Regions from separate parts of the Mus musculus genome. Here regions 2 and 3 are each linked to region 1. Evidence: chromatin loops called from intact Hi-C (ENCODE). Cell type or tissue: heart. All regions are shown on one strand. Region 1 holds the start of Mir17 (microRNA 17). Region 2 overlaps Gm31072 (predicted gene, 31072). Region 3 overlaps 4930524C18Rik (RIKEN cDNA 4930524C18 gene).

What was found. Hi-C counts contacts between places; a loop is a spot of excess contacts. Peaks named below come from ENCODE experiments on the same cell type or tissue, not always from the same donor. Only the 100,000 strongest peaks of a DNase experiment are listed, where the experiment ranks them.
Region 2: it touches region 1 in a loop (2.8-fold over the local background); 3 of 42 quality-filtered maps call a loop at or near these places.
Region 3: a loop joins it to region 1, with 10 times the contacts of the local background. A loop is called at or near these places in 8 of 42 quality-filtered maps.

The regions. Positions count from the first base shown.
Region 1 is chr14:115,039,037-115,047,036 of GRCm38, reverse strand. Mir17 (microRNA 17) reads right to left here and starts at 3,366; the gene lies at 3,283-3,366. It overlaps Mir18 (microRNA 18), which reads right to left and starts at 3,186; the gene lies at 3,091-3,186. Mir19a (microRNA 19a) reads right to left here and starts at 3,037; the gene lies at 2,956-3,037. Mir20a (microRNA 20a) reads right to left here and starts at 2,880; the gene lies at 2,774-2,880. It also overlaps Mir19b-1, Mir17hg and Mir92-1. In heart, a CTCF peak has its summit at 4,770 (motif pointing right); DNase peaks (open chromatin) are centred at 4,756, 5,536 and 6,166; H3K4me3 peaks cover 4,179 bases; H3K27ac peaks cover 2,915 bases.
Region 2 is chr14:114,948,165-114,956,164 of GRCm38, reverse strand. Gm31072 (predicted gene, 31072) reads right to left here. Exons shown (of 3, transcript NR_168699.1): 3 at 7,869-8,000. Among named protein-coding and RNA genes, the nearest start is that of Gm31072, 6.1 kb to the right of the region's middle. In heart, no CTCF peak of the experiment used is centred here; no DNase peak of the experiment used is centred here; H3K4me3 peaks cover 572 bases; H3K27ac peaks cover 1,823 bases.
Region 3 is chr14:114,851,048-114,859,047 of GRCm38, reverse strand. It overlaps 4930524C18Rik (RIKEN cDNA 4930524C18 gene), which reads right to left. Exons shown (of 6, transcript NR_045661.1): 4 at 3,420-4,012; 5 at 1,426-1,596. Among named protein-coding and RNA genes, the nearest start is that of Gm41244, 9.0 kb to the right of the region's middle. In heart, a CTCF peak has its summit at 4,257 (motif pointing left); no DNase peak of the experiment used is centred here; H3K27ac peaks cover 1,844 bases.

The DNA of each region.
Region 1 (8,000 bases):
TGAGTGGGCAGATAGGCTTTGTGTCGTCCATCATCTTAGCATTTGATCCTGGAGACTTTCCTACAAAATCCTAAGAACCCAAGTCAAACACACAAGCACAATTTGTTGCTTTCTGACCAACTTGTAAAAGGTACCCTGCTAATTTTCCTTATTCTGAGGTTTGAAATCAGGACACACAATGATTTCCTCTTCCCTGTAAATTAAGGCAAAAGACAAACTCCATGGTTAAAGCTAAGACTGGTCTCCCCATGCCCTCAACAAGAAAAAGATATTTGGGCCACTTACAGGAAAAAACAAGATACAAGATCATCAGTGCTACAAAATAACTTTATTTAAAAATGCTCATATGTACACCAAATTTTAACACAATTTATTAGCACAAAACAATGAACATTATTCCAAGTCTGTAACCACAATAAACCAGGTACCTCACAATGTTCTATTTTAGCTTACCAGAAAAAAAAAAACAAAACATTGAAACCCTTGTTAACAATCTTCCCATACTTTAAAATTCACAGCACGCACTTCCTGAATAGATCCTAGACAACTAGCAATGTATTATATATCATTTACACAAATAGAAAGGCACACCAATTCTGAGTGCACAGAGCAAAGCAATCTTAGACAAGAATCTGGAATAGGCTATACAAAATAATCTGGAAAACTCCAAGGAGCAGGCATGCTACTAGAACGGCCCTTGCCCAACTGAGCTGTTTCTACTGTTTTAGAGATTCACCTATTCTCTAAAGCCAGACAAACTAGTGTTACCAGTTACAGAACAGAATTGGATGATAAATACAACAAATTTTAGTGAACTGTTCTTTCTCCGGGCAGTTGCAGGTTGCATTGTGTCAGCAATTATGTAGGACTGACTCTTCAAACCATGCACAGGGAAAATCCAGCTGGTTTTCTGTGCTAGGTTTGCCTGTTAAAATGGACATCTTAGAGTTTTTAGTAAAATCAACAGTATATAGTCTCAATAATGCTTCCTTCTTAATATAGGATAAATTTAACTACTTTCATATAACATAAGACATTAGTAACCCACCCCCATTCCTGAAAGCTTATAGCAACTATATGCCCTAGTTACTACAAAATCAAAGTCTAAGAGAGACCACAGCTGTTTTGCCAACAGAGTTTTAGAGCAGACAGTCAGCAAAGCCCCCTGTGCGGAACTGAACAAGTGCGTTGCTGCGTGAAGCCCTTAGTGCAGAAAGCAGCTTAATTAAGGGAGGAGAGAGGAAAATCCTAGGAAAACTCCTCTTCACTACTAGGCCTCTAAGACACACATTCCTTACTAAAATTAAATCTCAATTTAAGTTCAAAACATTCTGAACACAATTACTACCACAAGCTCAGCATCCAAAGGTCCTAATTAAGACCTTATTAATTTTAAACTTCTAATTTAGTATATTGAAGAAAGTACCTGGCAGGCTTCCTATGTTGGAAGATAAACGTAGCATTCAATCCGTAACACTGGTGACAGACCCCTCCCTTTATAGGAGGCACATGGATCATGTGGATCGTGCTGACATTAGAGCTTTATCACGTTTTAAAGGAAGTTTTCATTAGTCATCTGAAACAAGTTTTAATCCAAAAATGTTAAGAATGGAGTCAGAAGTGACTATGTTTCTGTTTTAGTAATAATTGTACAATTCTGGTCACTCACAATCAAACCCAGGCCTGTGGAATCCTTACCTGGCAGCTCAGGGATCCATCAGTCAGCTTCTTGCATTTCTTTTAAAAAAAGCAACATATTATGGAAAACTTTAGCTCTGTAGATAGTGTCAGCTTAAACCTGATTTTAGCAGCTCTTCCTTATTAATTTTACTTTTCTTTAGGTTTCACTCCAATGATTTTTATTCATAGCCTGAAACCAACTGTGCTGCCCAAATGTAGAACTATATATTATATATACTGTTATCCTAAATACTAACTGCAGCTTCTCCAGACCCAGCACTCGAGTGTCATGTGTACCTGTCACTCTACTGACCATCAGTTTGCCATCTTTCCCTTGAGGGGGTCACATGGTAAGAACAGTCCAAGGATAGTTCTTTCTTACAGGGTGTGCACATTAACAGAGTGGCCACCACCTGTTAACTGTTAAGAACTCACGGATTAGGAATAATCTTATCAGAAAACACTCCATCTGAATTGTCACACTTTAATAAACAGAGATCCAAAGAAAGTAACATTTTTCTTAACTCATGTTAATGGGTTTTAGAGTAAAATAAACCTGAAGTCATACCAGGTTCAAAAGGCAGTTTAACTTCACCTAAGCCCCCACACACAACTTCTTACTAAATCCAGCGAGCAAACACGAAAATGAAATGATTCAGTAAAAACAAACCACAATTTAAAAACACAAATTTCAATTAAAAAAATCCCGTTTTACACACCAACGAAAGCAATAGAAATCACAGTTTACAGAATGTGTTCATACACTCCATCAGCTCGTGAACATTTTTACAGTGGAAATCGGCATCTTCAGCAATATTGTCATTTTCACATCTTCTGGTCACAATCCCCACCAAACTCAACAGGCCGGGACAAGTGCAATACCATACAGAGAAACACAGCATTGCGACAAATCCCAACCTGTGTAGAAAGGGGTTTGATTTTCCCTTACTTCTCTACAGACTTTTCACCACCACAGTCAGTTTTGCATGGATTTGCACAGCAGAATATTATACAGCTGGATGCAAACCTGCAAAACTAACCATAGACCAGTGCTCAATAACAGGACAGTTGGCTGGGCGATGGCCAGGCGAGGCTGGAGTTCTACAGCTGGCAGTACTTTAAGTGCTCGTAATGCAGTAGATGGCTACACACTACCTGCACTATAAGCACTTTAGTGCTACAGAAGCTGTCACATCACACACACCACGCAGGCTCTACATCGACACAATAAAAATACAAAATTAGTTTAAAAAAAAACAACACTTGAAGTAAATAGCAGGCCACCATCAGTTTTGCATAGATTTGCACAACTACATTCTTCTTGTAGTGCAACTATGCAAAACTAACAGAGGGCTGCAAACACAACTATGGAGAGACCCCTACATGCTTGCTTGACTTGGATTGGATGAGGACATAACTTCTTATGCCAGAAGGAGCACTTAGGGCAGTAGATGCTAGTCTACTTCACTATCTGCACTAGATGCACCTTAGAACAAAAAGCACGCAGCACCAGCAGGCCCTCCCCGCGACCGACTGACCGACGACTGGACGCAGCCAGTGCCGCCCGAGGCAGCGCCCACTGTGGCTCCCACCGAGGCAGCTGTCAGCATAATGCTACAAGTGCCCTCACTGCAGTAGATGCACACATCACTACCTGCACTGTAAGCACTTTGACATTATTCTGACTGGTCACAGCTTCAGTCCCAAGGTGAGGTTCACTTTATTCCTGCTAAATTTGAAATAAATAATTAGACAAAAAGGAAAAAGCCAAAGCTCTAAATTCTGTCACAAACATCAATTACAGCTTATACCCAAGGGGGGGAGGGGAGGAGCCAATAGCCAGAAGTTCCAAATTGGACACATGTAAGCCTTAAAAAAAAAAAAAAAACTCCTTAAAGAAATATAAGATACAATCCCATTAAAATGTTGGCTTTTACAGTAGGCTTCCCCAAAAAACACACAATAAGGGTCCTACAAAATGAGACCTGTTATCAGGAAGGCAGTCTGACTTGGTACTACCTTTAGAGGAAAGCCTCACATTGACCAGGCAGCAATCCCTTTCTTCTGTCCTCCACATTGTCAGATACTCGACAAGATTAATGATTATTGTTTAGTCATTTTCAAGTTTATTAGTCATAAAACATAAAAAAGTCTTAGTATCACCCCAAATTAGAAATACTCTATGACTCCAACTTGAAGGGTCTACAACTATTTGGTTAGTGTCCAAAAGCCACTGTAGATTTACTACGTTAAAATGTGGCTCACTCATTTATGACAAGAGTTCAAACTGTATTTATTTCATACCTTAAAAGACCAAGAATGTTGTACAAGCTCAAAGACAAAAGTGAAAACCAAAGGTCTCAAAAGAAGTTTTAGCTACAAAACTAGAATATACTCACCCACTCAGGCAAACTTCCTTCTCAGCAAGTATCCTTGGGCAATGCTTCGGGTGCTGCTAGGTCCACGTGTATGACTAGGGTTGGGGGTGGGGTGAAGACAGAGAAAGGGTAAGCACATTTGCTCAAAATTACTACCACTTTCCGAGCCCCATTCCAAGTTGCTCTTCTCTTAATCTTCCTAAGGGGCAATTCTATCCATTTGCCAAAAAAAAAAAAAAAAAAAAAAAAAAAGAGAGAGCCAGGACCACAAGGTCCTGAGGGCAACAATGTATTGGGTGGAAAACGCTGTAACAAAATAAAGTTGAAAACCCACCAAGATTCACATCCGTGCACGAATTAATGTGCCCCTGAAATACTGCAAGATGAGTAGCAGCAAGCCTGAACTCTACTGTCCAGCTCAAGCTAGAGAAAAAGGGCAACCAGGACTAGTCTTCACCACCCCTCCCCCAATCAGGACCTCGTGGCTGCACGCCGGGATAAAGAGTTGTTTCCCCAACTGCTGTGATCCTCGTGGCACGTTGCTCATTTTCTTCCCTCTGGTCACCTAAGAACCACGAGCCCTGCTGCGCTCTCCAGTTTTCTCCCCTCCGCGCCAGCTTATCAAGAGAAAACCGGACGGGAACACGGGATCCTGCCAAGTACCCGCCACGCTCATGGAGCCCGGGCCGGCAGCACATGTCGCACAAGGGGGCAGGCGGCCCTTGTGGGTTCCCCGCGCGGCCGCCAGGGGGCGGCAGGTCAGAGCCGGGCCGCGCTGCGCCGGACGCGGAGACTCCCCCCCCCCCCCAACCCCCGCCCGTTTCTGGGCGGCTGCGCGGCGAGCGGCGGCGCGGAGGCCCGAGCGTGGCGAGGCTCCGGACACGCCGGCCGTCCTTTGTGTCCCGCGCGCCCCCCGGCCAGGCTCCGGGGGAGGGAGGGGGGCGGACAGGGCGCTCGCCGCACGCGGCCCGAGGCCTAAGCCGGGAACAATCGGCGGCGGCGCGCAGTCGCCGCCATGTCCCCCCCCCCCCCGCCCTCGGCGCGCGCAGCCCGCCCCGCAGGAACATGGCGGCGGGGCCGCCGCTCCTGCCGAACCCGCCCGGCCCTCCCGCGCCGCGCTCGCAGCCAGCGCCCGTCCGGGGCTCCGCGCCGCCCCGAGGGCGGGCCGGGGCGTCCCGGGCCGCCCGGGCGGACCGCAGGGGTCGCCTCGCCCGCGAGGGGAGCTGCCCACGCGGCCGCACACAAAGCCCACGCGGAGCGCGGGGTGGCGCCCCGGCCCCGTCGCCCCGCAGCTCCCGCGTCCCGGAGCCCGGCCCGGCGCGCACAAAGTTTCGGGGACGCCGAGTGCCGCCCGCCCACGCCGCCCGCGCGCAGGTTCCTCGTGGGCGCGCCCCCTCCCGGCCCGCGGCCTGCCCCATGTGCCGCCGCCGCTTTGTTCTGGAGGCGCTTTAACTCTCGCCCCCGGGAGAAACTTTCCCCGCACGGCGGCCGCGCGCCCCGCCCGGCTCCCGCCGCTCCCGGGACGGCCGCCGGCCTCGTGCGAAGCCTCCCGAGGGCCATTGTGTGCGCCGGGCGGGCCTCTCCGGGGCCCGGGCCGCCGCCCCCTCGGGCCCCCTCCGGCCCGCGTGCGCGCCAGGACGGCCGCCCCACGCCGGCGCCCAACGGCCCGAGACCCACCCGGCCCGCGGCCCCCGCCCTCCCGCCCGTCCCGCCGCCGCCGCCGCTCCGCTTAGCGCACAACAGGTTTCCCTGAGCCGGCGGCGGGGCGGGCGCACTCACCGCAGCAGCCGCCACCATCTTCGCCAGCCTCCGCGCCACTCCGGCCCGAGGCCCCAGGCCGGGGGTGCGGCGTGGCCCGCCCGGCCCGGTCCGAGCTCGGGGCTCCGTGGAGAGGCACGGGCGGCGTGGGGGACCGTCCCCACCCCTCGGCCTCGCCGCAGGGCGCGAAGTGGCGCGAAGGCGCGGGCCGGGGCGGCGGCGGCGGCACCTCGAAGGACCATGTGGGTGAATGAAGGGCGGCGGCTCCCGCCTCAACGTAAATACGGACAAGCCCCACTCCCTCATTAGCATAAAAAACAAAGTACTTCCGACCTCCCCGCCCGCCCGCCAATCACCGCAGGCCCCGCCCACGGCGGCTCGTTCTTGGCGGCCAGGCGAGCGGGAGCCGGGGGAGCCGCTGGTGGCGCCGCGCCGCCTTCCCCGGGCCGCGCGTCCCCCGGGGTCCGCCCACTGCCGCCCGCTGCCCTCGGCGCAGGGCTCCGGGCCGGGACACCTCGCGCCACGCCCCCGGCACGCCCTCCCGAGCCAGCCCCGCGCGTGCGGACCCCGCGCCGCGCACCCTCCTGCGAGCGCACGCGGCTCAGGCTTCCCGCCAGCCGCGCTGGCCGGGGACTCGACGGAGGCGCCCGGTGACCACAGCTCGCCCACTCTCCCGTAGCCGCCGATCGGGAGGCCCACGCGAGTGGGAGACGAGTCACATCCACTCGCCCACCGTCGCCCCCCCCGATCTCCGTAGATCACGGATCCTTTGGGGGTCCAGCTCCTCCCGGGAAAGTCTCCTTAAACCTGGCCGCGTGCGACGGGGCGCGTGCTGGGCTCGGAGCTTCGCGACCAGTACCTGAGCCGCCTCCCTCGCCTAGTGCAGCACCGAGAAGTCTGGGCTCTCTGGTAGAGAGAGAGCACAGGGCTCGGAAAGTGCCTTGTAAACAACCCCAGAGCTGAGATAAGCCCACTCCCTGCTACATGCTGTGGTTCAGGAAATTCCAGAATTCTCAGAAACCTTATTAAAAGAATTGAGAATTCATAACATCTACTACAAGCAGCAATTTCAAACTGGTTTCGAGCAATCCAGTTCGTAGTCTTTGCAAAGCACATGCCACTTCTGTCCTGTGCTTTTTACAAGGAAACTGTAAAAACCGAATTCACCCGAAGATATCTCTAATGTCCCAGTGTTATGGGGCTGGCTTGGCATTCATTTCTTGGCACTTTCTCCATTTATTATACTCCCGACTTACTTTATCATGTATCACTTAATTTCGGCTGACATTTTAAAATAATGGATTAGCGGTTTTTCATCCCTTACTTTTCACTAGTAAGAAACTTTTCTAGATACTTTTTTGCTTTGAAAAATCAAAATTCATGAAGTTTCGAGTATGTAGACTGTCTGAAATACAGACCTTTATAAGTTGCTCGAAGGGGAAAAATGAAAGCTAATTTTATTAAGTCTCATTTACATTACTGTTGGCTGGCACTGACTATGTCAAATTTTCCTTAGAACTTTTATCTTCTGTTTTAAACTGGAGTGGTTGTTGTGTGCGTTCATCACTCTGAATCATGGGAAATCCCACCTATAGACAAGTTTCTTGGCAGAAAAGTTACTTATTTCTTAGTTTCGTTCCAATTAAAATCAACACAGAAATAGTTCTATTTTAAGAATCTGTTTTAAGCTATCTAACAGTATTTCTCTGGAAATCTGGCATGTAATCAGCTATTCTCTGTATCTATAGTAAGTATAAAGGATTTGGTTCTTAACACATACTTTTTTTTTTTTACGGTAATCAGAATTTTGGAAGATGTAAATTCATTTAAACTTATTGACTTGGAAAGCCCAGAAAGTTTCAGAATTACTAGGTTGCATTTTATTTTAAAATGTGCACTCATGCTTCCTTTCAAAATTAATAAAGCATATTGATTATAATGAAGACAATTGAAAACCATTTTATACCAATGAATTTAAAACTTAGTCCCCTGCCCCCCCTCTGTGCGTGTGTGTGTGTGTGTGTGTGTGTGTGTGTGTGAAGCCATTACTAATTAGAAACATCCACATCTGCAGTTTCCCGGGCCACAGCCAGGTACATATTATAAGTAAAGAAAATTTTCATGAGCATAATTATGAGCATCACAAAAAATATCTGAGCTGCTCTCAAATGCCATCTTCAGCTA
Region 2 (8,000 bases), 91 kb after region 1:
GACATCTCAAATACAAATGTACAGGTTTTCCAAATGAGGTAACATCCCTAGAAGTTTTAAACTACAATAACTGTTGAGGGAAAGTGAGAAACTGTCCTGCTCATTTAAGGCCAGAACTCAACAACACTTTTTAAAATAACTGCTTTCCTTCTCATTTAGGTATCACTGCCATGTGGTGAAAAAAAGTTTCTCTTCATAGACAAACTTTTACCCAACTTCTGAAGTCTCTTTCAATCCCACCCACAAGCCTACTTAATGCATAATCAACTTTTAAGAATGCAATTTAGCAAGCTTCTCCCTGCCTTCCTGCCTTCCAACTCTGGTCCTTCCTGAATCTGGTCAGGGATGCTTCATCCGTCCTCTCTGCTGCTCACTACCCCAGCGGATGTCAGAGGGCTCTGGCATGCCTTAGGGAGGAATGCTGCTAGATCAGCTGAGCCAGTCTCTCTGGACCTGATGTTTCCTTCTTGTAATTTTCCAGCCTTGGTCCTTCTGGTCCTTGTGTATAAATCTCCACTGTCCTATAATGTATTTGAGGAAGTTCTTAATCTTTCTTTCTGTCCCCTTGCATGATCCACTAGTTCATGCACTGCTTGTGCTGGGTCTGAACAAAGTATTTCTTTTGATGTTTTAGCAAGTGCTATTGAATAGAGTATTTCTCTCTTTTTAAAATTGATTATCTTATTTATTTACATTTCAAATGTTCCCCTTCCCAGTTTACCCTTTGCAAATCCCCCAGCCTCATCTCCTCCTCTGCCTCTATGAACGTGCTCCCTCACCTACCTACCTACCTACCCCTGCCTCACCTCCCTATATGATTTTAACCCAGAATTGTTCTTTTCTAAAGGCAATGCAGGGACAAAGAGTGGAACAGAGACTGAAGGAAAGGCATTCAGAGACTATCCCACCTAGTGATCCATTACATCTGCTGACACCAAACCCTGACATTATTGCTGATGCCAAGAAGTGTTTGCTGACAGGAACCTGGTATAGCTGTTCCTTGAGAGGCTCTGCCAGTGCCTGACGAATATAGATGAGATGCTCGCAGCCAACCATCGGACTGAGCACAGGGACCCCAGTGGAGGAGTTAGGGGAAGGACTTAAGGAGCTGAAGGGGTTTGCAACGCTGTGGGAAGAACAACAACATCAACTAACTGGAGTAACTAACTGGAGTATTTTCTCTTTTAGCAGCAGTGTCAATGGCGATACTAGCACAGTGCAAGGAAAATGTCTTGAGGACCTTAATCTGGAAGGAACTGGGATAATGGAGTCGAAGCCTCTATGTTCAGCAGCTTGGGCTCAGAGCGTTTTCACTAAGAAGCCCTTGAGATCTATAAATATATCTTTGCAGTTCTAACTCACCGAGACAAACATCTTCTGGCTCTCAGAGGCCCTAAGGGAAATACTCCTGAAGTAAATAAAACATTTTATCTTCAACTAATTTGTAGCCTTACTTTGGGGGTCAGTTCACCTGTGTTCCTTAAATATTATTAGCTAATACCTTAATAAGAGTCATTAGGAGACAACAGGGGTAATTAAGGGTGGGAGAGAGAGAGAGGAATTTAGAACACCATTTGATTTTACCCAAGACTGGATCAGGTTTAAAGACTGACAAGGGTCTTTGTTCCATCTCAACCCCAGTCTTTTATTATTCACATCCAGTGCATGCTCTGTGTAATTCCACAATGGCACACCGTCGATGGGACTTAGTAGTTCTCAAACCACGGGCATGGCTTATTTTTATCATGCCAGGAACTTTATGCTTTTTATAAAAATAGTTCACTTATATTGCACTTTGATTATTTTCTTTCAGTTTTTTTTTCTTAAATATAGAACTGTTTTAAAGATTACAGCGAATCTTAGTGGAGAACAGCAGCAGAGATAAGAGCCAGCAGTCAGCAGCCAGCAGCCATCTGTTGTACTGGCTACTCTTATGCAAACCAGGGAAATCTTGCTTTTTCTTTGTAAATATTTGTTTGAATTGTTGTAATTTTGAGACTATATACATGCAAAATAGCTTGAAAAGCTGTATATTAGGCTAATAATTTCTTTTCCAAATTTCTGGAAGCATGGCTTAGGTTATAATATGACTGACATGGTTCAAACGTAAACATTCAAATGATTATCATCAAGCCTAGATTACATAGGAAGATTTATTTTCTGTTTTCTAAAAATTTCAGGAAATTTTGTAATTGGCTTTGGAACTAAATTAAAGCTAGAGTCAAATTACCTTTACCATATAATCTTTCTTGTCTTTCCCTAACTTTTAATCAGATTTTGATACACAGAATCTCCTCTCTACTTTCAAATTTAAGATGTTTCCCAAAATTTTTATCATACCATATATATTTTTTCAGAGATCCATAATTTTAGGTTTTAGTAGCAGTCACTAAATTCTTACAGCCTCCAGTGAAACAACTATTCTAAAGAGATGGTATTTATTTTGCTTGACATGTGTGGCAGGTTGATTTCTTTTCAAAAGTCAGTTTACTAAATGCCACAGCCCATATATTTGTCTATTTTCAAAAGCAATGTGATGGTTGGAAATTAGCTCTGGGGTCAGAGCGCCCCTTGAGAGCCTCCCTTCAGTAACTTCTGCCTTGTGGTGGGCTTGCTTATCAGCTGCCTTGAGCCATATCCCCACTCTACCATAAAAATGCCTGAGCTAGGAGCTAAGCGGAACACCAGACAGCAGTTGCTAAAAGTCTCCTCTAAAGAGACCTGTTGCTACAAATCTCCCTCTAATATTTATGCAGCTATTTGCAAAAAGAATTTCTGGGACTTGTTTGTGAGTCGATGGCACATAGCCATCACAACCACAGTGGTTGTGTGTGCTTGGAATGTCCAGTAGGAAGCCCTTGAGAATTTTAAAAGCCAGAAGCAGACTTCTATTATGAAATGAGTATGTAATATATAGGGAAAGACAACCACATGTGCAAATAACACACACTGACGTAAAAAGGCAACAATTACTTTAAACCATTCTAAGAAGGCTTTTTTTTTTTTGTGGTCTTATAAATTTATTGCTGTTGTTTTTTAACCCTAACAAGGTTAGCACAGTGGTGGAATTCAGTGGTTTTAAATGCCAGTCCCTAATAAATTGTATTGGAATGACCAGGATGTTTTAAAACTGCTATCACTTTGAATATATTTATGTATGGTCCTTGGAGCATAAATGTGAAACTGTTGAATCCAAATTGCAGATACGAATGGATCGCTAATTTTAAAAACAGTGAAGGAAATGCCAACATTGCTGAGTTAAGGACCGCATCTGAGGCCCCCTGGAACAACCAGAAAGTACCTTTAGCAAATGTCTCAGCGTAGCTGCACAATACAGTTCACTCTAGAGATGAGAGGTGAGAATCACATGACCTCTGCCTTAAGAAATTCAGTGGGAGGGGGAAGATCTTTGGGTGACAGGTTGGTAAGAATATGTGTTACCGGAGGAGAAATGAATCTCAAACATTCTGCAAAACGCAGGGAGACTTGCACACGTGGTATCACTTGGGCAGAATATTGTAAGCTGGTGAGATACAGAGGAGTGAGACCATATAGGCAAAGCCATGGGCTTGAAACATGCTGTGTGTTAGAATCTCTTAAAAATGCTCTGTGCCTTCCTTCTTAGAGCCCTATTTCCCTCCAGGGGATCTTTGGCAGATGTCCTTTGAGCTGAGAGCAAAGGGTCAGAGGTGGTGACCCTTGCCTTCTAGCCTGGTCCTTGCAGCCTCTAACGCAGCTGTTGGAGATGCTTATCAATCTTCAAAAGGCGCCTGCAGAGAGTCCCTGCTGGGTGCCTACTGGCACGTAGAAGTCTCTTTTCTTCAGCGAGTTTCTCCTGCAGCCCATCTAAACACCAAGTGTTTAGTCCAGGACAGGGTATAAAATGCCTTTGTAAGCACCATTCCATCTTATCTCCACAACCCTGGGACATAGGTATTGTGTCTTTACCCCTTTTAAGGGATTAAGTCACTTGCTTAAGAGGATAGGCAGTTAATAACCTTTGGGGCCTGAGCTCAAGCTTGCTTTTTTGGCTCATAATCCTGTGATCTTTGCTCTACATTTAGAGAGCTTCCCTGCTTCTGCGTAAATGGAGGAAATGGGGGTTCTCAGTCTATCAGGCTAAAAGCTACCCCCAAACCAGTTCTAGCTCTGCTTTGTACTTTTTAAGTTTCCCTGGAAGACTTCTAGCCACGTTCTGTGGGAGTAGTGATAAAAGCACAATAAATAAATATGTGTCGGGAAGAAGCAAATGTGTGTACTTCGAGTGTCCTTGAGAATTTGATCATGTTTCACCTTCGTTAAAGGTTTGATTCAGATTTTCTTTATTTCTCTGAGTTCTCCCAGCTGCATTGCCCTGCCTTTAACCAAAGAAAGCATTAGAAATAAAACTTTACTCATGCTAACCAGAATATCCTTACTTACACAGAAGTAAACAGCTGACCTGGGATGTAAATGTTGATATGAAAAGAGGAACACAGGACATGAGATACAAAAAGACCTGTGGATAGATGTTGGCTGTAGAAGTGAAACCTGGGGACTTTCCCTTTTATAATTACGACTACATCTTCTCTACTATACACCTGTGATTTTTGTACATTTTGAAATGGTCGATGTTATTAACAACATTAAATACATTGCTAGCCTCTTTCACTTAGCTTCATGTTATCTACTGATGAACTTAGTCACTCTGTTCCTCGGCAGATCAATAGATGTAGAAGTAAGGCAATGAACTAAACCTGGTTAGCATTAGAGACCAAATTCTTTTGAAAACCTGTATGCAGCTGAGTTCATCCTTTAAGCAAACACATGTAAGGCCTAATACGTAAAACAGAAGCACAGAGGCTGTCTCAGGAATACTGTGAGAGAGAGTAAGTAACACTCTGCTCTCATCATTTGGGCCAACTTTAGATGTGTCCAGGAGGGGTTGTAAACCAGTTGAACCCTCCAGAATGTCAATTCTGTGATATTGTCTATCGCAGAATAAAATAATGATACTCAAATATACTGTATGCTCATCTTACTTTGGATGGCGGGGCTGGGGGGGGCGGCGCAACTGAAAGTCAGGGAGAGGCTAAAGCAACTTCGTTGTCCCCAAAGTAAGGCAAACTGACATGAGACTGGTACAATTTATTTTTATTTTTTTCTCCGGAAAATTGGCTGTGAGCATATTTTCATGGAAGAATAAATGTTCTGTAACTTTTAGGATTTAAAGGATTGGATAAGTAACCTGAAACCATACTGGAAATAGCATGATATCTCTTTGATTGGTGGCTCACCTCCACCATCCATCATCTTGTTAGAAGAGAGAAAGAGGCCCTGGCTCATCAATCCATCTTCCCACATTGTCAGGGCGCCCATCCTCAGATAAACACAATCTGTTTCCATTATTTATTTTCTGAGAAGGATTGAGTAAACTGAAGTATACCTGCTTTTAGTTTAGGCATGGTCTTTACAGGACTGAGTGGCACCGGAGCCTGTGCTTATTCTAAAAGCTTGGCTTACTGTAGATAGAGAAACTAAACTACATGACTACTTCTATCACCTTTACATTACATTTATATTTATATAGACTTTAGGTCTGCTTGCTTTAAGCCCTTTTGTACTTTTATATGTCCCCCCCCCAAATATTTGCAAACATTTGAAAAAAAATGTATGCTTCAAAGTACTCATTGAATTAAGGGTTCTATATTCTTATTTCTCTGTTTCTATATATATTAATTGAGTAGGGTTTTAAGTGCTTAATTCTTCTACCTATGTGTAATAGCTAGAAACTTTAATCAAAATGGAAGCTGTCATTGTTTTCTATATATTCTCTCTGGACAGTTTTTACTTTGACTTCCATAAGATTGATTCTTTTAGATTCAAGCACATTTTTCATTCATTTTGTCATATTCACCACAATTTTGAGTTTTGAGGTGTCTTAATTTCACTCGAGTCAAATCTTTCTTTTCCATGTGTGTTTGTGTGTGTGTGTGTGTGTGTGTGTGTGTGTGTGGTGTGTACATGCATGTTTGCCTGTGCGTGTTTGTGTGTGTGTGTAAGCCTCTGGTTGATAATAGCTCTACATCTTGTTAATCAAGACAGATTCTCAGTTTAACCCAGAGCTCACCAATGTGGTTAGCCTAGCTACACAGCATGCCTGTAGGACCACTAGTCTCCATCTCTTGAGAGCTGAAATTCAGGCAGACCACCATGCTCACCACACACTGAGTTCTAAGGATTTGAGCTTGGCACAGGTATGCTTCTACAGCAAACACTTTATCCAAGGAGTTATCTCCCAAGCCCAAATTAAACATTTTTTATAGTTGGTAAACTCCAAATACTTCTGGATCCTAGGAGATTTAGTGAATATTTATATGATTTGCTCCATAATTATTTCATTTTACAAACTTACTTCCATTCCATCCTGACCTGAAAGGCCTTTACATACATATATCAGACATGCTAGTCGTGTCTGCATACATTGTGAAAGTACTAGGCTTTTGTTTTTCAGGATTTGTTTGCTTGTTTGTTTGTTTGTGTGTGTGTGTGCCCATATATACGCTCACTTTGAAATGACTTATTTAGAAATATTAGAGGGTGTGGTATAGCATAAGAAGAAAGATAACATGGGTCATGGATTCAGGAACGAAAACATTTCTGTGAGCCGGACTAATTTTGTGAGGAATGCAACCACATAGACAACACACAGAATTTTAGTTCGCTGTGTAAGAAACAAATATCCATGTCTTTATATGCATAGCGTCTTATTTCCTCTGGCCACAAAATAGCATTGTTCAATGTGCTCCTCCTCCAGGCTTGGTGTGTGTGTGTGGTGGTGGTGGGGGTTGTGTGAGCCTTTCTTAATGCTTTTCTCTTTGCCCCTCACTCTGGAGAAGGCAGTTCATGCCTGGATGGAGGGTGTTGTGAAAATAAGTTCTGACGTGGTGAGGAAGTAAATATGAACGTGTGGGGCTTTGTCAGAATGCATCAAATAGGATTGGTGCTCTTTCCTATTTCTCATGGGCGCTCCGTCAGACCCCGGGATACTCAGAGAAACCTAAAATTCCGAACATTCTGTAGCTTTCAAAGTTTAGGTTTCTCAGAAGACCCTTCTCGGAAGAAGGTTAGAGAGGAAGTGACTCAACAGCCCAAGCTGGAACTTAAAGAGCTCTATTTTCAGCGAGGAAGTCTCCTCTGTAGGGCTGTTTCCGTGGGACACAGCAAGAAGGTCCATCCCCTTTCCAGCCTCTGTAATTACGACGGAACACGGGCAGCGGGCTGTGTGTGTGATACTCGATTTAAAAAAAATTGCATTTTTCATACACTCAGCTGTTCTGTCTGGGTTTTTGTGCAGGGATTTCCCTTTGAGGCCAATCCTGATGTCAGAGTTTTCTGAAAGCGCTCGCTGTGACTGCTGATTCCTTGCCCTTAAGTTTTGGGATTCCATTGTTTCCCCTTATTGTCTCCGCTGGCTGCTGACTTCATTTTAAAACAGACATTTTTTTTCCCCCGAGCATTTTAAGAGTCACAGCAAAACTGTGCAGACACAACCAAGAATTCCTATCAGCTTCCTGTGTCTCACACACAACTCTTGCCTTTATCACGAGAGTGGGGCTTCTAGAACAAAAGAGGAAGCCAACAGCTGTACTTGCCCTCACCCGGAGACTGAAGTCTGGACTAGCGCTCACTTTCCGTGTTTGCTCTGCGGGCTTTCACAATGTTCTAAGTAAGACACATATGCATCATGAAATCATCATACGATATGCACACACACAGTCTGGGGAGGGGGAGTGTCTTCTGCCAGTTAAAGAATTAAGAAGCAGGAGAAATCTGGAGCAGCAGAGAAAACTCTAATGCTGCAGACAGCAACACACAGAATCGGCAACTGAAGAAAGACATTTATTGGGGTTAAGAACTATGGGTTTGAAACAGACACACAGAGAAAAGGACCCTCCTTCTCCAGAGCAGAGCGGGCCTTGGGGAGCCAAAAATTCCAGTCACCTTTTAAGGCCTTTTTT
Region 3 (8,000 bases), 190 kb after region 1:
CAGCATCCCCCGATGCTGGGGGATCAAACCTCCCGGGGACCAAGGGCCTTCCCTCCCTTGCTGTCAGACAAGACCATTCTCTGCTACACATGTATCTGGAGCTATGGATCTCTCCAGGTACACTCCTTCATTGGTGGTCTAGTCTCTGGGAGCACTGCGTGGTCAGGCCAGCCTGTGTTGTTCTTTGAGGTAAACTCTTAGTCCTCCTTCCTCAGCAACCCCAGACTCTACACTTTGGTTAATCTCTCCTCTCCTCTCCTCTCCTCTCCCCTCCCCTCCCCTCCCCTCCTCTCCTCTCCTCTCCTCTCCTCTCCTCTCCTCTCCTCTCCTCTCCTCTCCTCTCCTCTCCTCTCCCCTCCTTTCCTCTCCTCTCCTCTCCTCTCCTCTCCTCTCCTCTCCTCTCCTCTCCTCTCCTCTCCTCTCCTCTCCTCTCCTCTCCTCTCCTCCCCCTCTCATTACTTCCTCTCCACTCCTTCCTCCTCCTTCCTTTTCCCTCTCTCTCCTCCCTTCTCTTCCATCCCTCCCCCTCCCCTTCCTTCCCCCCCTTCCTCTTCCCCACCCCTCCCCTCCCCTCTCTGTCTCTCTAGACCTAGACATTTAATAATGTGTTTCTTTTTAATCCTATCATTTGTCTAAAAAAATAGTTTTATTGTATGTTATGTATTATGTATGTGTCTGCCTGTCTTTGTGTCTGTCTGTCTGAGGCCTTACTTGTGCCAAGTGTCAGTTTTCATTTTTTTCTTTTCAGTGTGAGATCTGAGGACTGATAGCAGATGACAGAGGTCTAAATTGTGTTTTAAGAAGATAAGCTCCTTTTTAAGAAGAGGAGGCCATGAGGTTGGTATGGGACTGTAGGGAAAATGGAACTGGGGAGGGGGGAGTGAATTTGATCTAAATACATAGGACATGCATATGAAATCACCAAAGAGGAAGTCAACTTAATAAAAGAAGGTGAGCACTTAAAATTCAATTGCTTGTCACCAACCAGCAGCGGGTGCTAAGGAGACAAGACTAAATGAGACTTAGGACTTAGAATTAAATCTGATTCATTCCTGGGGACTCAGGGTTTCCAGCTTGTTTACTGCTGGAGTTGGCTGCCTCCCCTGTCTGGAAGGGAGCTGGCCCAGCACTCTGCTTTACTTCAGTGTTTGCACAGATTCACCTTTGACTCACCGCTGATAAGATCACTGCATTTCCGTGGAGACAATCAGCCCAGCCCCTGGTTTGATGGAGGGCTGGTGGGCTCGCAGCTGGGACACATTGATTGCTGCTTGCGGGGGCGGGGGGGGGGTAATGGCAGGGGTGTAAAGTGTTGAAAGTGCGATTAAAAAGAAAAAAAAAACTTCCAACTTTCCTACCTCTTGCTACAACACATTTTAAATCGAAGAAAGTAAAATGTTTTGACACATGTGGTCAAGTGCTTACCCTGCAGTGCCGAGACTCCCTGCAATCTACTGGATGGACCTTAAAAGACCAAAGCCTGAAAGGTCCCCCTGAATGATTTCTCTTTTCTGTTGTTTAAAAGTTTCCTTTTTCTGGGCTTGAGAATCAGCAAACAAAATACTTCAAACATTTACGTGACTTCTGCTGGGGTTCCTTTTGTTGTAGGTAGTAAAAAAGAAAAAAAAAAAATCGAGGGAAACAGAGAGGGTCATGATTTGCCAAAGGTTAAAGATCACAATGAGTGACTGACTCCAGAGGCCACGAGGTCAAAGGTGCAACTGGAATCCCATAACCTCTGCTTCACATTTTACATTAGAGGGGCCAGCAGTGCTTTCTAACTTCTGTGAAAGAACCCTTCTACACATGTTCACAGTTGGCCTTGAAAAATTACTTGAAAACGATTCTGCCCAAGACAATCTTTCCCCTTGAAACCAAGTGGCAGGAAACAGACTTTTATAGAAACTGAACGGGTCCTCAGCCGTTTATTTGTATTTGATGCTGGAAGAGGAGGAAGTACCAGAGATTAATATGTGTTTTTAAATGGAAAAAATAAAAATCATTTTTTTAGATCAAAATCTGGACTGAGAAAGAACATTTATCCCCCCCCCCCCCACCCCCCATTTCAGTCTCCTGTGCATTTCTGGACTTGCCTAAAATTCTGGTTCTGCGTTTTGGAGAACCACAAAGAGCAAGGCCTCCGGCACCACTGGTGGGTCCCGTTTGGGACACATCTTCATGCTGAGACTTTACAGAAATCATTCTAGTGCACTGCGTTCCCCTTTTATCTGATTTAAGACAACAGAGACCTTGACGATGTGAGGGCCACTGTTTAGGTCAGATTTTCTGTGGCAACCTTATGACGGTTGGAGGCTGGAGATGGCACAGCTACAGCACGTGGGGCTGAGGCAAAGGACAGAGCCTCGCCTTTCAGCTCCATTGCTTTCTAACCCCTCATGAGCACTTAATTCCTCCCGGAGAAGGAACCGGTCATGGCGTAGGATCCTGTGGCCCGTGAAGGGTAATTGGATAACATCTTTTGAAAGATTTACAAGGCTGCCAAAGATTTGGCCAGCTTTAAACCTGATTGATTCAGTGTGAAAAGATCGGGACAATTCCGACCTAAAAGTTTAAAGACAAACCTTCCCGTGAAAGCATAATTTAGGACCCGCAATAAATTTGTATTGAAAACAGCACATAGACGCACCCAGTACATTGTAAGTTAGCATGATGTTAAAGGACTTTGCTCTCTATCTTAAATCCTCTAAAGAATCAAGCTTGTCCCTCAGATACCTCAATAATGACGTATTTCAGTTCTTACAATTTATTTTTCCTCCAAGATTTCCTTAAAGAAAGACACAACTAGCCAACTGCTTTATTTTCCTACCCAGGTTTACATCCTGCTAATGCAGACATTCACGGAATTTATACAGGTTTCATTTCATTAGGTAAAAGGCAGACCAAGTTTTTCCTTAGCCAGTGAAAGTGGGTCAAATAAATTTGTCCCACATTTTAATTTTTCAAAGTACTTATTCTCATCATATATTAATTTCCATCTTGACAAAATATATCTACTTCTCATTAGTACGATATTTTTGTGGATAGGCTCCACTGCTTTTGATGACTCACACAAATTAATGATTAAACATCTTCCAGCTAATTACTCCGGGCCATTAATTATTTATCTGGATCTATAAGCCTGTCATTCTATTAACCTCCATTTCCTGTTGCCTGTTTGAAAAGTGGCAGGTTCGAAGAAAGGGAAACACAAAAAATTCCAAATAAATACAAGTAAGGAGAGTACACATGTCTTTTCTCTTTCCTTCATTATTGAGGAAATTGGAACTATGGTATTTAAACACAGGTTTATTTGTGTTTAAACAATGGTCCTTTTGTGACACGCTGATTGACTGCTTTCCTCCTCAGATTTCCTCAGGTTGGAAGGATTTAGCGGGAGGACCCGTCCATTTGCCTCTTACCTGCAGTTGGAGGGAGGCCTCTGGAAGCTTTGTTCTGTCTCAGACATTTAACAAAGGAATCTTGATTGATGGACGCTTGTGTCGCTAGACATTTACCAGGGCCCAGGGATGATTTTCTGGGTAGATTTATTAGAACACCAATTTTCCAACAAATTGTGAACTTGCATTCTTCCCGTTGTCAAAGACAAAGAACAGTGACGTTAAGAAAAGAGTAGTTAAATTATGAATTAAGACATATTCAGAGGAAGGTCTTCTGTAGGAAAAACAGGGAAAACAAAGGTTTGGGGAAGGAAGGAGGGCAACGCTGTAGACGCTCACATTACTTTGCTGAGGAATTAGGCAATCATTTGGTTCAAGCTTCCCCGTTCCACATTCTAACCAGAGTTAAGTGTTAAGGAGGTAATTTAATCACTCGCCTGAGAAGCCTCCCTGTTTTGTGAATTAGAAGAGTGTCCCCCTTTTATTGGAGTCATCGGGGTCAAATAAATTCAGATGTATCAACTTGCAGGTGGTGGTCAGTGTTCTCTACAGAATTCCCTGCTCCTTAAGAGTTCTCAAAGCTTTTCCTTACAACATTGCATGCACTTCGTAAGCTGGAAATTGTTAAAGAAAGGAAAAATATCCCAGAAAAATCAGCGATCAGCAGCTGACAAGAATATATGTGTTTATATCTATATACATACATCTATGCATATATGCACAGACACATATATGCACATATGTGTATACATATATGTGTGTGTGTATACATATATACACATATATGCATATGTATCCTACAATAAGAACAATGACGCTTTTAGGAATGCTGATTTTTGGTTCTAGTGCCATCTAGTGGTAAGGTATCGGAAGACCGTGTGCAAGAGGCCTGACAGGTCATTACTGCCTAATGACTGATATTCTTCGAAATTTTGGTGTTATAAAAAATAATAAAACAAAAACGCTAAAAAAACCCCCAAATCCCCAAACCCTATCAATTTTCTTAGAGAAAACAGTATTGGAAACCCCATTAGTGAAAGGCTTAAGAGCAAAACCTGTTTGTTGAATTGTGTTCACATTCCACATACTCTGTCAACCTCCCTTTACAGTATGGCTTGAAACACTTCTTTCCCACGAGCTTTTTTCTCAGCAGCTGGGTCGATCAGCCCCTCAACATTGCTCACCCTCTTTGCTCATGTTATCTGCCTGCCCAGAGTGGATACTGTCACTGATTTGGACATTTCTAGGGGGGCTGCATTCAACTGGATCCAAGGTGGCTTACTGTATTTTCAGAATCAGAAAGTGCTGTTACCCATCAAACCCACACTTGCAGCCACATACCTCAGTGCTAAATGCAAGTGGAGGTTCAGCACCCAGACTTCGATGCATGGTGATCTGGACTCAAACTCTGACTTTTCAACTTCCTAACTAGGTCCCCTTCGCACATGCATTCTCTGCCTCCATTTCCATGAATCAGATTATATGTGTGAAGGAACTTACAAGGGTGCGTAACTCCTGCTTTGCAGGCATTTGCTTTCTTAGCATTGGAGGTCACTGTCACAGAGTGATGGTTGCCAGTAATGGTAACGCTTGAAAAAAGTGTATTGAACGATATGCCTAACTGGATACATATGGGTAACATGCCATGGGATGCTAGAAAGTGTTCCACACTATGTGCAGTTACATGCCATATACGGGTATATTCTCTGTCTACATGGCTGTAATAATATTCTGACTGAGGCTGATACTTCATGAGGTGCAACAGTCTAGGTGACTTTGGATAACTTGCCACTACCTAAACACGTAACTGCAATAATCCTTTTCAATATAACAACTTTGATTACATATTTAGGGGCTAGGAAAGGGATTCTCAACTCAAAATCTTTAATAATAATAATAATAAAACCAATATGCCTAACTGGGGTGTGTAATTGGGGGAAAGCAAACCCTGGAGATTATGCAGTGGAGCCAAAGGAGGAGAATGTGAAGTAAAAGATGGAACCAAGAAAGAGTAGCATGCTGGAAACAAAAGAGGCAAACCAAAGGGGTTTCTGGACTACAGAGAGCACACACTCCTCTTGTAATGTTTCTGATACACGTTGTCACAAATGTAAAAAGAAAGCAAATTCACTTTTAATCCTTTATTGTATCTGCTATAATTACCATGGCTCTGACTGGCTCGAAACTGAGGTGTTAACAAGGCCCTACCGACTCCTCCCTTCTCAGATTCACGAGCTGCCTGAAGTCTTGGCTTTAGGCCCTTCCTCTGCCAAGGTGCCTGGATCACTTCTCACACCAGCAGTGATCACTTCCGGTACAGCCTCAGCCAGATCTTTTCCTTGCTTCCTTTTCAATTCATAAGAATCACGGACCCAATTGAACATTACAAGACACATCCCTAATTTAAAGTTAATGAATCAGAAATACTCATTCCATATTTGACCTTAATGACTTTTTTTTTTTAAATTGAATCTATGAATGCCTCTCATGATGTAATGATGAGTTTTAAACGTTCCCAGTAAAGGACTCTAGTTTCTATCAGTTTTACACATGTGCCATCTGGACCTTCAAAGTGTGGTTCTCAGTCTCCTTCGGGAGCATGTGAGAAACGTGCAAATGGGTTCCTCTACATAGACCGGTGGCAATAGAATCTCCAAGTGCCTGGGCTGTGAGTGGGAGTTTGAGAGGCTCTAAGAGTGAGTTGGACTCTGCTCTGGTAGATAGCATTGTGAGGATGCCTCACATTTAAAAATGGTGAGGCAATTTAAAATTCACTACAGGAAAATTACCTAAGGGTCATCTAAACACAGCAGTCTCTGGAAACGCAAGCTGGGGTTCAGGAAGCAGTGCGCTGATGTCTACAGGTGACCACAGATGTGTGCTGAATTAGGGGACTTCTTAATTCCCTCCCCTTATTGCTACGATCTTTTGTTTGGTTTTGATTCTTAACCCAGCATGTCATATAGCCCGACTGGACTCAAGATGGCTGATGCAGACCTCTGCTTCTTAGATCTTCTGGCTTCCCCTCCCACGAACCTGGATTAAGGGCATGCAGGGCCATGTCCAGCTGAAGCTACACCCTTGCATGGCCTGACTATGTTCCTAGCTCTTCCTTCCTTCCTGTCCGTCCCTGGAAACTTCATAATTATTTTTTCAGCCACTGACGTCAAGACTTTGTCTTCTTTTTTTTTTTTTTACCCCACTCTTGTCAATGGACATTTATTGAGCACTTGCCTCTCTCCCACTTTAGATAATTGACTATCACCAGAAAGTCCTTTAGGCTCCTAAAACAATTCCTTTGTCACTAACAACTAAGAAACAACCCGGTTTTCTTAGGATTTTAGCTGATTGTGGAGAGTAATAGATATCTTCATATCGCAGTCCTTAAACTGTGCATAGACATCCACCCAGGCCCAGGATAAAACGTTAGCTTATGTGTAAGCAAAAGTAACTGTGAGATGTGAGAAATCAGAAGCTGTGTTAAGATCTTGTGGGGGCCCAAAGAATATAGCCACACACTTACCAGGTCATCAGCAAACTTGGGCTCTTTCAGGCCACCCCCTCACCCCTTCCCTCAAAAAGCCCCCCGAAACAAAACCAAAAACAAACAAACAAAAATGTGCCAGAAGTTATAAAGCAAACAATCCTTTGCTCCAAGTGGCTAATTGCTAGGTATTATACCTTGGTGAAATATGGTTATATTTCCCCAACCTTGGGTAGTAATTATTCAACCATATTTTTCTTAATCTATCACTAAACAGAAATTGTATTAGTACATTGCAGGGCCTATAATTTTCATATTTTCACAATACCTGTACTTCATGATGCATTTATAGGGAAGTGGTTATCATAAATCTATTTCGTATGCTTATGAGTGAGTCTTTCATGATGTAATATTTGAGATATATACTATAAGGATATAATATGATATGCCAGTGGACTCTGAAATGAAGAGGCCACACAATTCTCTAACTGACTTGGTGATTTGTTTCTAGATACATGCGGGGGGGGGGCATCTTTATCCATAAAATCCCATTTACTTTTATTGACATCTCCATTGGAAAAACTACGAGAGCTGACACTTCATACTTTATTTGCTAGGTAATTGATTCAACCATTCAAGGAAGGTCTTGTAAAATGTAAAAGTTGTTGAGAGCTGATGGTTTTTGTTATCTAAGACCTAGGAGTGCTTATGTCTACAACTGTCTTGCTATGACAATTACATCTGAATTGTTATCAGATGTCTCAAGTGCATTACTGGTATCTTGTAACCTAAGGATCATAAGTTCAATACTATGGAGGAAACCCTGAGCGAGCTACTGGCCGTGGGATCTGGTCAGTCCAACGAGCAAGTTATACTGCTTTGTCCTTCCCTTCTCCTGGCCATCAACTTAGTATTTTTCAAAGGTAATAGTGTCATCGAAGTCTGTGCCTACAAGATTAGGCAAAAATCTGCCTAATTGGAAGAGCAAAATGAATCAAAATGGAAAGCAGTTCATTTCCCTTCATGTGAATAGAGGGTAACGAGAATACACGTGGGGGAGTGGTTAAGTTCGGATACATCCAGAGAAACATCTTTTCTGAGGCAGCTTTCCTGGCATT